2 separate regions of the Homo sapiens genome follow, and region 2 is linked to region 1. Evidence: read pairs that join two places in POLR2A ChIA-PET (ENCODE). Cell type or tissue: PC-9. All regions are shown on one strand. Each heading gives the region's core, and the rest is flanking DNA. Links, peaks and the distances in the headings are about the cores only.

Evidence for each region. Peaks named below come from ENCODE experiments on the same cell type or tissue, not always from the same donor. Only the 100,000 strongest peaks of a DNase experiment are listed, where the experiment ranks them.
Region 2: POLR2A ChIA-PET joins it to region 1 with 6 read pairs; 13 of 35 experiments call an interaction of 5 or more read pairs at or near these places.

Annotation. Positions count from the first base shown.
Region 1 is chr1:66,940,608-66,948,096 of GRCh38, forward strand. It overlaps MIER1 (MIER1 transcriptional regulator), which reads left to right. Exons shown (of 14, transcript NM_001077700.3): 4 at 5,543-5,688. Among named protein-coding and RNA genes, the nearest start is that of MIER1, 19 kb to the left of the region's middle. In PC-9, for the core only: no CTCF peak of the experiment used is centred there; a DNase peak (open chromatin) is centred at 4,234; H3K27ac peaks cover 1,751 bases.
Region 2 is chr1:67,047,143-67,054,631 of GRCh38, forward strand. SLC35D1 (solute carrier family 35 member D1) reads right to left here and starts at 7,006. Exons shown (of 12, transcript NM_015139.3): 1 at 6,669-7,006; 2 at 5,814-5,847; 3 at 5,629-5,715; 4 at 4,870-4,937; 5 at 3,291-3,362; 6 at 2,640-2,708; 7 at 123-225. The coding sequence starts at 6,871. RefSeq lists silencers at 6,421-6,630, 6,921-7,110. In PC-9, for the core only: no CTCF peak of the experiment used is centred there; no DNase peak of the experiment used is centred there; H3K4me3 peaks cover 247 bases.

The DNA of each region.
Region 1 (7,489 bases), core at 2,674-5,173:
ATACAGTACATATTCATTTTTTCCTAACTTAGAGATTGCAAACCTGTGATCTTTGAATCAGATCTGTGCCACAAATTTTTGTTTGGCCACTGTAGTGATCTTTAAGAATATTTTATATATGAAATCTGGATTTAGGGTTCCCATGGTCTGGCACCACTGGGTACAGTAGTTCTACATGGCAGTAATTCATTGGAGTTGAAGCAGTGAGGAAAGAGTCAAGTACTAGTCTTTTATCCTCAGTGTCCAGTGACTGTCAAGAGAAATGGGACTGCCTTCTGCATGGGATATGTGGGTTAAAGAGTAGTCCAATATAGAAGAGTGAGAAAGTGAACCCTCTGAGGCATAGTAATGTTTTATTTGAAAACATCTCACATGTATTGAATACTTAGATAGGATGTATTCTGTATTACTGAATTTTCCAGATTATTGAAGCAATCACCTTTCTGTGTTTAAAGTTTTAGAAAGAAAGCTTTTAAAAATGCTTAACATAAGATAAGCCTGTTTTCATGGTGCAAGGTCCTTTCTATGAACATGAATCACTGGACTCTGAGGGTTGGACTAGATCACATCTACATCCCTTTTAAATGACTAGTGTGCTCAGCTGACGTTGATTTTGTCCTTTTGATTTCAGCTGAAAGCATCTTACTCTTTTTAATATGCTTGAGAGTAAAGTACATTAGGCTTTGTGCATTTCTGAAACTCAATTTTTTTTGAACTTTGTTTTATAAGTATATCCTGGATGGTTAAGATTGGGAGTAATCTGGTCTTAGATAAGTGTTAGATCACCATATTCATTTTTAGGACATGGAATTATTTCCGATTTTTTTTTTCAAACGCAGAAATTGTTTTCATAGAAAAAATAGATCCTACTTGTTTCTTATAGTATTGTGATATTGCAAATAAAACTGAGGAGATTTAGATATTTCTGATGAATTTTTGAGGCATTCATCTGATAGTACATAGATACATAAAATAATTACTCAGAAAGCGATATTAGTAAGTGGCTTTCTCAGTTTCCATTACATTTGAATCAGCCTAGGCTGAACTGGAAGAATAATGGAGTTTGAAGAATACAAATGTTGGCCAGGTGCAGTGGCTCATGCCTGTAATCCCAACACTTTGGGAGGCCAAGACGGATGGATCACTTGAGGTCAGGAGTTTGAGACTAGCCTGGCCAACATGGTGAAATCTCGTCTCTTCTAAAAATACGAAAATTAGCCAGGATGGTGGCACATGCTTGTAATCCCAGCTACTCGGAAGGCTGAGGTGGGAGAATCCTTTAACCTGGGAGGTGAAGGTTGCAGTGAGCTGAGATCATGCCACTGCACTCCAGCCTGAGCTATAGAGCGAGACTCCTTCTCTCAAAAAAAAAAAAAAAAACAGTCTTTGATAGCTTTGCTACTTGTTGAATACTTAACAGATAGAATGTTTATATTTCTTCAGCTTGTTTTCAGACTGAAATAGATCTTTTGAGTTAGACAGTATTTGTCATTTGAGGCTTCTGCCCAGGGCAGTGTTTATTGTTCTTATAAATAATGTTAATTACAGCCAGTTATAAAAGTTAGTAGAGAAAATTAGAAATACTCATGTAAAAAATTTTTCAGTCCCCTGATGAAAAGGCTATATCCTTTGTAGCATCTGTACTTTGCAATCAATGCTAGTAATAATAGTCACATGACCACATTAATTGCTTTGTCTGTAGTCTCCACCAGTGTAAGACAAAGTAGAGGCACAATGTAAGGCTTTTTACCTGTAAGACTAGTAGCCATTAGAGGTGGGGAATTAATGGAGGTGAAGATAATTTAAAAAGTGATTAAATGAGTAGACATGATACAAACTGAATTTACCTTTGAAAAGATGTAAGGTACCTTTTCTGCAGTAGGATAGGATTTCATGACAAAGCAGTCACATTTGCCTAACTCTGATGCAAAATACTTAATTTATACAAAGCACCAGAGCCATTACCTCTAATGATTTATTATTGGGAATTTTTTTTTTTTCCTAGGAGACAGCCTAATGGTGGGTCTAGCTATTGACAAGAATAAGATGGTTAGTTTGTTCTAAGGAACAAGGCAAAAAGAAGTCAGATAGAACAGGTCAGATTAAGGAAAGAGAAAAACTGAAAATTGAAAGTTTATAGAAAAAAGCGTAGTGTGCATGTAGGGAAAGAAATTGGAGTGAGACAGGAAGTAGTTCACCTACACTTTGTTGTTTGATGTAATAAGGGAGTGAAATGGCAAGTCTTCATATATAATTGGCTTTGCAAATAACAAAAAATGGACTTCAGGTGAGTTACAACACATGCTTTGATGCTATATACCTATGAACTTGAATTTTTTTAAAAGTCAATAGAGTGTAACAAGTATAACAAAGAATTAAGCATAATTATTTTTGATAATACCTGTGTCTAATTACAATTATATTCTGATTGGATAATAGTATACAAAGGGATGGTGTGGGGATTTTTTAGGGTCTTTCTGCCTACAAGGGAGAAAAGTATAGCATTATTTGTAGGGATACATGATTACTGACTGACTACTCAGTATCCCAGAAGATTGCTGGGTGAACTAAAAAGTTTGAGGAGAGTTTTCTCTTGAAAACTCAGAAGAGAAAAGGATTGGGACAGAAAACTACACCTATATTAATGTTTCTCAAATTGTGCTCCTATGGAACCCTTGTGTCCATTGCCTCAAGCAGTACTAAGATGCACTGCTAAAATTGTACTAAGCTTTTCTTAATTTCTGGAAGAAAATTAAGATAATATGCTTTTCTAAATGTTTTTATTTAAATTATTCTAAAACTTTGATAAGTGTTAATAACTCATTTTTACTATAATCTGGTATAAGGTATCTGATTTGGCATGTAATTATGTTTTTAGTTATTTTCTATTTAATATCAGTTCCTTTCCTTTCCTTACTATCTTTTCCTTTCCTTTCGTTTAGTTTTGTTTCCTTTCGTTTCCTTTCCTCCTTTCCTCTTTTCTTCCTTTCTTTTTTGAGATGAGGTCTCACTGTGTTGCCCAGGCTTGTCCTGAACCCCTGAGCTCAAGCAGTCCTCCTGCCTTGGCCTCCTAAAGTGCTGGGATTACAGACATGAGCCACTGCGCCTGGCCTAATACCAATATTTTCTGGTGCTTCTGAAAGGGCACAATGATGTTAAGTGCTTTGCCATGTGACCTGGCTTGCATTCACTCGTCTTAGTACATAGACTCTCCTTAAGTATTCTTTGAGGCAGTATACTAAAATAATTTACAGGAGGCTTGGAGTCCAGTAAAAGCATAGGTGTTAGGATTAGTATACCCAGGATTCAAATTCCGTCTTTGCCATCTACTGGCTTTGTAAGTTTAGACTTGCTACTTGAAATCTCTAAGCCTTGAGTTTTTATTTTTTTTTTTTCCTCTTTAAATGGGATGATAATACCTACTTCGTAGGATTATTTGAAGATTAATTGAGATAATGTATATGACATGCTTGAACATAGTATCTGGCATATGGTAAGCACTCAAAAAAATGATTCTTTTGAAAATTATTGTGAGTAACTGAAGAACCCTAAGCTTTGGGCATTCCCTTATTCATAATAGTCGGATTTTCAAGAAGTCAGCTCTATCTCTTTGCTTTACTTATTGTTTATCTTTCTGGAGTGAAATGAAAGAATAGGTACATCTATTAATGTCTAACCATCAACAGTTAAAACTTTAAAAATTGTTAATTTTTTCAATGTTCAGTAACTCATTTGTTTATCAGTAAACAATGCTTTTGCAAATCTAGGTCCACATTGGCAGTAGTAAAACTTGGGGATATTTTACATAGTCTGTAAAATATCCCCAAGTTTTACTACTGCCAATGTAGTACAATATTTTACAGACAATATTTTACAGACTATGTATGCCCAGCCTTTGCATTCTACTATTACAAAGCTTGACCCTATAGGGTCCAGCAATATTCCCCAACCACATGTCAGTTAGACATGTTTATTAGACTAGATTATTTTTAATGCCTTTGATAGGAGTTCTCTATGCAGTTTTAATAAATTTTGCTCTTCTACTCAGTCTTTGGCGTTATTTCTGATCAAAATCCACTAAGTTAAGGACAGCTACTCAAATATTAGATTTTTTTTTATTTATTTTTTATTTTTTAAAGTCAGGGCCTTGCTCTGTCTCCCAGGCTGGAATGCAGTAGTGTGATCATGACTCACTGTGGCCTTGACCTCCCTGGCTCAGGCACTTCTCCTGCCTTAGCCTCCTGAGTAGCTGGGATGACAGGCACACAGCACCACACCCAGCTAATTTTTAAATTTTTTGTAGAGACGGTGTCTCATTATGTTGCCCAGGCTGGTCTCAAACTCTTAGGCTCAGGTGATCCTCCCTTCTTGGCCTCGTGAAGTGCTGGTATTAAAGCATGAGCAACTACATCCAGCCACTAGAATGTATTTTCAAGGAAGTACTTATAGAATAATAATATTTGAGTGCAGCTGTGTCTTCACTAGACTGTGTATTCAGATGACTGTATATTTCACATGACTATACAGTCATCCTTCGATACCTGTAAACCTCCCTCGGATACCAAAATCGTGGATGCTCAAATCCCTGACACAAAATGCATAGTATTTGCGTGTAACCTATGCACATTTCTCTTATATGCTTTAAATAATCTGGTGTGTGTATATATATATATATATATATATATATATATATATATATATATATATATAAAATACCTAATATAGGTAAATGCTATGTAAATAGTTATACTGTGTTGTTTGGGGAATAATGACAAGGAAAAACGCCTGTACGTGTTGAAGACAGAGGTTTTTTTGTTTTTGTTTTTTTCTCTGAATGTTTTCAATCTGCTGTTGGTTGAATCCACATACACAGAAGCCATGGACATGGAGGGCTGACTCACAGTCTCCTCATGGGCCAGAGGAGTTCATACTCATTGGTTCTATCAAACATTAATCAAATGGTTAAGAATTGTGATTTTTAGGGCCAGGTACACCTGTAATCCCAGGACTTTGGGACGCCAAGGCAGGATGATTGCTTGAGCCTGGGAGTTCAAGACCAGCCAGGGCAACATAGCAAGACCCTGCCTTTACCAAAAAAATATTAAAAAATTAGCTGTGTGTTGTGGTCATAGTCCCAGCTACTTTGGAGGCTGAGGTAGAAGGATCGCTTGGCCCTAGGAGGTCGAGGCTGCAGTGAGCTGCACCCCAGCCTGGGACAGAGCGAGACCCTGTCTCAAAGAAGAAGAAGAAAAAAAAGAATTGAGACTTTTTTCCACACGAAAAGCCTGTTCTTATTTGATATGACCATTTATTATTTACAATTTTTTCATATTTATAACATTATAAACACTTTTAAAGCTATAAACATTTTCCTTCCATTTTTCTGTTGTAACTATTAAAAAGCAATACATAATAGTTGCTGTGCGTAGCTTTTTCTTGGTACTTTTGACTTACATCCAGCATCAAATAAAAATATATACATTAATATTAATAAGATCCACTTAATTTGGTTTACCAAACTTTTTGAAATATTCCTTACCAGGAGGTTCAGCAACATCAGATGACCATGAATTTGATCCATCAGCTGACATGCTGGTTCATGATTTTGATGATGAACGAACATTAGAAGAGGAAGAAATGATGGAAGGAGAAACAAACTTCAGCTCTGAAATAGAAGATCTTGCAAGGGTAAATAACATGTAGAGCTAGGGTATGAATTGGTTATGACTTTTTTGTGGAAAGGGAAGATCTGAAATTTTGATTCTCTGATTAGGAGAGAAATTGTGTTATATATTAATGACTGAAAAATTTTGTGTGATCATAGGTGGGATATTTAAAGTTTGAAATGAAAGGATTTAAAAACAATAACTTTATTATGTGCAATAACAGAATTCACATAGTTACTTTGGTAAAACATAGACTGTTAAATGATTCTGCTATAAAGGTCTGGTCAAAAATGGACTATAAAAGGATTCTACACGGCCTCATATATCCTTTGTCCTTCCCCAGTTACCATATCTTTTACTTATTCTCCTTCAGAGCCAAAAATTCTTGAAGTATCATTTTCCATTCACTACATAAAGTGCTCTAGATTATCTCCACTACATAAAGTGCTCTAGATTATCTCCACCTCTTCCTATCAAGGTGACCAGTGAACTTTCCTTGTTACATCCATTTTTATATTCACTTTTCTCTCACTACCTTACTTTTTCTCAGCAGTATTCAATATAGTTTAACATTCCCTTCTTTTACTTGAATTCTGGAGTACACCACTGTCTGGTTTTCTTTATCTTTTTGTTTCTATTCAGTATCTTTTGCAGACTCTTCTTCCGTTACTCAAGGTTTACATGTTGGCAGTTTGTGATTCTCAGTTTGGACCTTCTTTTTTTCTCTCCTGTCTCTGTCTGGATCAGTGCTCCTCAAAATGTAGTATGAGGGTCAGTTGCATCAGAATCAACCCTGTACTTATTTTAAAAAGCAGATTTTTTGGACCTCTCCCCCGGCATACTGAATCAGAATCTCTGGAGGTGGTGTTCAGATCCACATCTTCATTAAGTAAGTTGGCATTATATGTACACCAAATTTGAAAATCACTAAGCTGTGTGATTTAATTTATTCCCTTGGTGTGTATATCCTTAGTATTCTTTAGTTTATATTTCTAGCATTAACCTATTTCCTGTCTCCAGTTTTGTTTGTCCACCTTGACATTTCTGCTTGCTTAACTAAATGGACATCTCTAAATTATAAATGTCCAAAACAGAACTATTGACTGTTGTTTTTTTCTCTGCTTGTTCTTTCCCTGTCCTATCAGTAAAAAGTGGTACTACTATTTACCCTGTTGCCTAAGTCAGAAACCAGTGAGTCATTTTCCTTCTCTTTCAATATCTTATTTCTAAATAAACCTATCATTTGTATCCACAAGAATATCCCTTAGCCGACTCTTGATCCATTGCTGCCTAGATTACCATTCTTTCTAGCCTAGGCTATTGCAGTAGCTTCCTGACTGGTTTCCCCATTTCCTCTTTTACCATCTTTCTCCTGATACATTTCCACCCAGCAGCTGTGATCTTCTTTTCAAAATGTAAATCAATTAATATCAACCTCCCAGCTTCCTGTTATATCCAAAGAAAACCCAAACTCCTCAACCAGGCCAGCAAGGCCACCTGCATGATAATGGCCTCTTACCCATGTATCACACTACCTCTGTTATAGCCACACTAGCTGCTTTTGTTGTTAAATAGGCTAGTTTCTTCTGCTTCAAGGGTTTTCAGCTCATTCTCACTCTCTGGTATATGCATCCCAAGGCCGGCTCCTTATCCTCTGGGTTCGGTGTTGCCTCCTCAGAATAGCAGCCTTTCCTGTCCCCTAATTAGGTTTTAATTAGTTTTTTGTTTTATTTTTATTTTTTTTTAACCACTGTCCCCTATTCAATGCTTTCTTTAGTGTTAGGACACAATTTGTAATTGTTTGTTTAATTTATTGTCTGTAC
Region 2 (7,489 bases), core at 2,840-5,339, 110 kb after region 1:
TCAGAGAGCCACTATGTCTTTCTCATCCCCAGTAAGAACTTTCTTTATTCCCCACTTTTTCTCCTATGAATTGACATGCCAACATCAGTACACAACTGTTAAAGCTTTAGATTGCTACTTACTTTTGAATCTAATTTTTGTTTTACGTATGCACCATTTGCTGCTGTTAGGACATCGTTTATCAGAATAAAAGCATATCCTTCCAGATCAAATGCCAAGTCAGAGCTGCAAAACATAAGCAACACTTTAAGAACAACTTAAAGAACATGCATTTAATTTTAAATAGATATAAGCTAAAATATTTACAAGAACATATTCTCATCTAGGGAAGTGAATATTAGGCATTTTATCAGCTACTAGTATTTCTTGATTTCTGGTCATAGTTTGCAATTTCACCTCAATAAGGGATTCCTCAGAAATAAGAGGCACTAACATTTAAACACATAATTAGCAACGGTCATTCATGTCATTTAATAGCACACCGCTCTGCATTCAAAGCCAGATGACAACAAGCACCAAATTACCATTAAGTACATCTGTGAAGCAGGCAGAAGCAGGCAGAGCTCAATTTCATAGACAAGAAAACCAAAAGGATGAGGCCATTAACAAGTCATTTTCTGAAGGTCCACATGAAAGGTAGGACTATCTTGCATAGGTAGTTGGGCCCCTGGGTGAAATTTCTGAAGTGTGGATCATGGTTAGTTCTGAGATCAAGCTAGAACAATGTCTAAGCACATAGCAGGAACTCAAATACTTAAACAATAGCTCAATGAACCTGTGAAGTATAACTTGGGGGTTTAGGGAAACTGAAAATTTCTGGAACTTAGAGTACCAGGCACGAGATAAGAATTTAGTAAATTAAACAGAATAAATGAAAATCTGAGAAAGGTATGCCTTCAGCATACTTCAGCACCCTAGCTAAAATAGTGGCTGCACAGACTCTGATTTTGCAGAGATACTGTATAGGAGCCAAGACTTATCTAATGAGTTCTATGCCACTGCAATTTTAGGCAGGACTAACTTAATGCACACTCCCTACCCCAAGCAGTCTAACAACCTTCTGACTGACTTCAGAGGTCTGAGTTCCCTTCCTTTCAATCTTTTTCCAAGTCAAAGGGTCTAACCAGATAAGGCTGGTCCAGACAGTAATCCTTTTCAGAAGTTTTTGTAGACACAAGAAAGCCCTGAGGAACCCCTGTTGTTTGGTACAATTTTGGGTCCCATCAGCTTCAAGGAAATGTTTCAAAGACTAGCAGGGCACCTCTAAAAAGAAAGGTAGGAGGCTAGCATAGAATTTTTCTCCAAGGGGGGAATATGACATAGAAGGAAAAGCAGTTAGCTATATAGCCAATTTCTAGTAACCAATTACGCCACTCTCTTTTTTTTAGAATGAAATTTTACTTGGAGATTGGACTTGTAAAACAGGACTGGACTGATAATATTTTCTTCCACCTATACTACAGGAATGTGATGAAGGTAAATGAGTCAATTCAAGAAGTACACTGGAACTCCTGGATGGAAAACATATGTCTGGCAGAATGTGTGGCATTAGTAAATACATATATGCATGCCCTGGGCTGATTAAAATGTTGTAGAAGACTTCTAGCATCATTATAATTTTCTAGGTCTGTGGGTATACATTTTCCTCATGTATTTTAAAACTAAAACTTAAGAAAAATGGGAAAAGCTTTAATAACCTAATAGAATATCTAAGTTATGGCATTTGTGACATATCTTATGTGAGGCCAATTAAAGCAATGTTATTGTTCATTATTCGAAAAGGCAAGCAAATGTTTCATAGTCATTTTCCTCACCTCACAGAAGAGGAGACATGCTTTTCTTTAGCAGCATGCAAAATTAAGGAACGCCAGGCCAGGCGCGGTGGCTCACGCCTGTAATCCCAGCACTTTGGGAGGCCAAGGCAGGCGGATCACGAGGTCAGGAGATCGAGACCATCCTGGCTAACATGGTGAAACTCCGTGTCTACTAAGAATACAAAAAATTAGCTGGGTGTGGTGGCAGACACCTGTAGTCCCAGCTACTCGGGAGGCTGAGGCAGGAGAATGGCGTAAACCTGGGAGGCGGAGCTTGCAGTGAGCCGAGAGCCCACTACTGGACTCCAGCCTGGGCGACAGAGCAAGACTCCGTCTCAAAAAAAAAAAAAAGAAATGCCACATGGTTTATAAAAACACACAGGCTCTGAAGAAAGCCACAGATTCAAATTTCAGCTCTGCCATTAGCTCTGTGACCTTAAGTAAGTTATTGAACTTAAGTTTTAGTTTCTTCAACTATAAAATAGGAAAATTATACCCATACCTCTCAGAGGTGTTGTGAAGAATACATAATAAGATGTGTAAAATGCCAAACATATTGTGTGGCACATGCTATGTGCTCAGCACAACGACAGTAACAAATTCTAAATTACATCAATTTAAATTTTAACAATCCCAAGAATCTTATTTTTGTCAACCTTTATCTTAATACAGCCAAAAAGATTTAACCTTTTCAAGAGTCTTCTAGATGCTTTTCAAAGATATAATTCTTATTTAGGCAATAAAAAATTGTTATTGATAAGCAATCATTTATTATCAATAATTATTGACAATTTATAATGTGCTAGTCATAGGCCCACATCTTACCTGGCAGCTACAAAGGCTCCAATAATCATTGCAAATACAGTCATTTTAATACCCCAAGAAAAAGTCTTCCTACAAAACAAAAAATTTTAAAATACACACATGACTTTATTCCCACACTCATTTTACAACAGAAGCAAAAAATGGGATATGCTTTCTCAAAAGCTATAAACAATCGTATTTTAAACATTTCTGAGAAACTGATATTTAAAAGAACCCCTTTGATAAAGCAAAAATTTATTGTTATATAAGTTATTACACCCACTTTTAAAATTTTCACCTATTGTCATTATTAGTGAGTTTGAATTTTTGTGAAGCAGAATTTCTTTAACAGAAAAATGTCACATTCATTTGGAGCTAGACATGAACACTATTTAAAACCTATACCTATGATTCTGATCCAGCTTCTCCCGGTGGCAGTAGTACAGAAATTCTAGAAAGTAAATCTCACGTTCAGATAAGATTTTCAACTCTAATTCATAACCTTCCCAACTACCACTCCCACAAACTATCAATTCCAGCAGCCAAGAGAGAGGGTTGCTTAAACTTCTCAAAAGGTAAGGTAGGAACAAGACAAATAATTTAATATCTCACATATGCTGGGCACCTTTTCAAGGTGATTTAAAGAACAGATATATTAGAAACTTAGCTCACTTGAGTAAAACTCCTTCAGCAAACATTGTAAACAGGATGGAGAACCTTCTCAGAACTGTAAACATTGGCAAGCTGGAAAAAAAAAAGATAATTAGGTAAAATAGAATTTAACAATTTGTTTTAAACTAAGATTTTCCAAATTGGTAGTTAAAATAATGCTATTCTTCCATTATGGAAATTCCATACAAATTAATTTATGGTTAAACCCCTGCTTCTCTCTAGAAGCAATTCCTACTTGAAAGCCTACAACAGTTGCTTTTAAAAAACTACTAGAAGTGAGAAACATTAAATTAACTACAAAACTTTATTCTAATTATGCAAAACCCTAAGCTGTAAATATGTCAGTTTTTAATAGAAAAAGGCTTCCTTCTCATTTTTTCACTAGTCTGACCTCCCTTCCCACCCCCTAGACCACCCAAAAACCATCTATGAAAATCTTACCCCATGAAATGCCTTGACTGTCCTTTTGTGGATGTAATTTTGTCTTCATCTAAATTCCCAGAGCATTTTGCTTGTACTAATCAAACATACAGCCTCTTGCAATATAGTTATTTCTGAATATATCTTATCTCACTCCAAAGTGCCTTATACTTAGCTGGCAATCAAAGATAGGTGTGAATGAATGGTTGGATGAGATGGATGAAAAAAAGCAAACTCTACACAAGCAGCACTTTGCAGAAGGCCTGCATTTCTTTCCTGGTGGGTAATGAAATGGAAAAAAATGTCCCACCCATGATAAATCTGACTTCCTTGGAACCCTCTTCAGAGATATCATCTCGGTCATTCTGTCAGGTTTCTCGGGTTTTAAAGGAAGAAATGAAAAACACCTTGTCCTTGATGCTCAAAAATCTCTCCATTCTATTTTACAATGCCAGGGTTTTAGCTTGTGTGGTAGTGGTGAAGCCATGGGGTTTCTGTTAAATGTTTTCTCTATTTGTGTCATTTTAATACCACACACAACCGATATGTACACTACAATAAGAGCAGAAGCCAGAAACCGGGAGGTTAGAGGGAAAGACAGTGTTACCATGGAGAGGAGAGCTATTGCTTCTTTCTGAAAATAAGTATGTTGCCTCTACAGTTACATGCCATGTGTAAGATATTAATAATATTTTTATCAGGGTTCTAGCTGATGTTACCTTACTTCACATTAAAAGAAAAACTGCAAAAGTTCTTGTGCCTACCCTCTAATTTTGCTGTGTGGAAGTTGCCTAAAATATTTATGAACTATACTAAAGAACTGAAATCCCAGAAGCCTAGTATATATCTTCACTATTGTGGCTCTAGAAAAATAATAAAAATTTCCTATCATAGCATTTTATAACATTTTAAGACTTCTAACATCAAAATGAGGGGTAAAAAAACAAAAACAAAAAACTCCTCTTTCTCTTCAAAGAAAAGAGCATAAACTATAAACTAAAACCTTTGGCACCACTTTCATTATTTAGTAGTAATAGAAGCTTTCTGGTCCTTTCATTTTTTTCCAGAATCAATAACAATGTGTTAAATATTTGACATTCAAGTACAATTTTAAGAATACATTATATTAACCTCACTAGTAAAATAAAGTTATCCATACTTCAGTTTCTTTGTGCTGAACAGTCCCGTGATTTGGTTCCCAAAATATAGTAGAGGTAGTGGAAACGTCTAGAAAATTTAAAAAGGGATAACAAAACTCAATAATAAAGATAGCTAAAACAAGGTCCTTTCAAACAGAAACAATTTTGTTTATATGATCAAAATTTTTTCCACTTAAAACGTAAAATTAGTTATCATACACAATTTTGACACCCAAACACCCAAACAAAACTTATGCTTGGATAAACAACATTACTATAGCAGAAAGAAAGGGAGGAAGGCAGGGAGAAAAGACAGAAATATGAATATGATCAATGTGAGACAGAAACATCATTTGCTGTAAAATATGATAATGTATTAGAGCCCATGGCTCTATTGTCAGCAGAAAAAGTAAAGGCATTTCATCTTCGTTTGGAGTCAAGCAGAGGCAGACAGTATAAAATAAGCCCAAAGAATAATGAATGCAGGATACACTGGCTAGATTAGATGGATAGAGAAACTGCAAAACTATTGTACTCTCAACAAGTGTGCATTAATTAAAAACAGAAGAATATTCCTAGGTTATTTTTTCTCTTAAGTTTAAAGAGACTGTAGGCCTTCTTTGACACATATTACTACTTTTATTCTTTACATTCATTATAACCACTCTAGACTGGGCAATTTTGAGGCTGCAATTTTTAAATACGCAAGGCACTGATAAAATATGTTAATACATACTGACTTCATTTCACAAAATAAAGTATCGCTTTTCTTCTTTTACCTTTCGAGGTACATTTCTGTCAAGGTCAGGAAACTTGACTACTCTGAGCGCCTTTCCCACCCAGAGAACTGCCACTGTGGCCACCATCTGTAAACAAGAGAACACAGATTCACTGTTCTACACATAAAGACACACACAGAAGTTCTAACAACATAAACCACGTAATGGTGAGGATTCCAACTAACCTGGCCAAGTCCAACACATAGTGAGGAGGGAAATCTACAAAAAGGGCAAAGAAAAAAACAAGATCAGAACAAACCTAACTTAGCTCCGTGAATTCAATTTGCACATCGGCAACGTTAATAAGGCATTCCGATACAAGCCACATCAACGTCCGCCCCTAAATCAAACAAAAATCTTGGGAGAAAACTCTCTGCCTGTTGGTTGTCAGTCCACCCCGCTGATGTAGCCTCGGGCGGCCGCTTGTCCCATCTTGTCCGAGTCTACAGTTTCAGTCCGCTGCCTGCAAAGGATTTCTCAAGGCAGTGCAGATACAGATCTCTGCAACGATTTCACACACCTTAAAAAAAAAAACAACCAACTTCTGCCTCTGGGTCCCAGTGTTAGCAAGGGAATAATTGTCTGCTGGGTTGAGGATGCGTACGTCCCCAGAGGCTGTCAGCGGGTGCAGGGGACACTGAAGCCCCGGCCCCCTGTCCAGGCTGCGGAGGAGGGAGGCTTCCCTCGCTCTCCTCCCTGATCGACAGGCATAACGGCTCAAAAGTCACCAAGCAAATCACTTTGCTCCATCTCTCTGAAGGGCAGGGTTTTCGGGGCGGTGCGCCCAGGGCATGGCAGGCGAGCCCCAAATGTGCCGGGCCGGCCGGAGCTCCGCGCAGGGAGCGGACCCCTGCCACAGGCCCGCTCGCCAGGCCGGCTCCGCTGCCCGGGCCGCGCGCGTCAGCCGCCCGCCCTCCCCAGCTCCCGCCCAACTTTGTTCGGCTTTAACTTTGGCAGTCAAAGTCCAGGGAGCCGGCGCCGCGCCGCCGCCGCCGCCCGCTCCTCCTCCGCGGCCTGGGCCGCCGCCGCCTCGGCCCTACCTGTAATTGGTGAGCACGCTCTTATTCACCACCACGATCAGGAAGGAGCTCACGCCGTAAAAGCCGGCGGCCAGCAGCTTCAGAAACACGGTCAGCGTTTCGGCCGACGCCATCCCCAGCTCCTCCTCATCTCGGAGTGTGGAGGATTTCGCGGGGGCTTCTCCTTTAACCCGAGCATGCTGACGTCTATGAACTTCCGCCATGGCTGCCGCAGCAGCGGTGGCCTGGCGGCGGGGCCTAGCGGCTCGGGGGCCTGCAGCGGCAGCTCCCAGGGGACTCCAGGAGTTGGGGACCGCAGACTAGGCCAGCTGCGCGCTCGCCGCCTCGACTCCCCGCTTGGCCGCCGCCTGTCCCCGCCCAGGGGCAGGGACGCCGGGGTTCACACCCCTGGAGACTTTGCTCGGGCATTGTGCAACGCGGGGTCAGAGAGTAGGGCCGCGCCGGGCTTAGCCTGGGCAGGGGTTGGAGAGAGCCTGGAGAAGGGGCAGTGGCGACCCCCCTGCCCGAGGCGGATAAGGAGAAGCCAGGGGAACTACATCGAGACACCAGAGCGCCGGGCGACAAACCACAGACTCCGGGTGACAGTCGCCCTGCGCCTGCGCACGAGCACGCGCTGGGTCTCTCCGCGGGGCGCGTACCTGGGGCGTGGGGAGTCTGGTGGCAGAGGGGCTGGAAGGCCGTATTCTCCGGATAACTGCCGCAACTAAGTGCAGACCCTCCTCCCCTCTGTTACAGGTGGCCGGCCAAGTAGTTACAGTACACTGCGTCTAGACTAATTCTGAATGCTCTTTTAGTCTCTCTTGCAGGGGGTAAAAACCCTT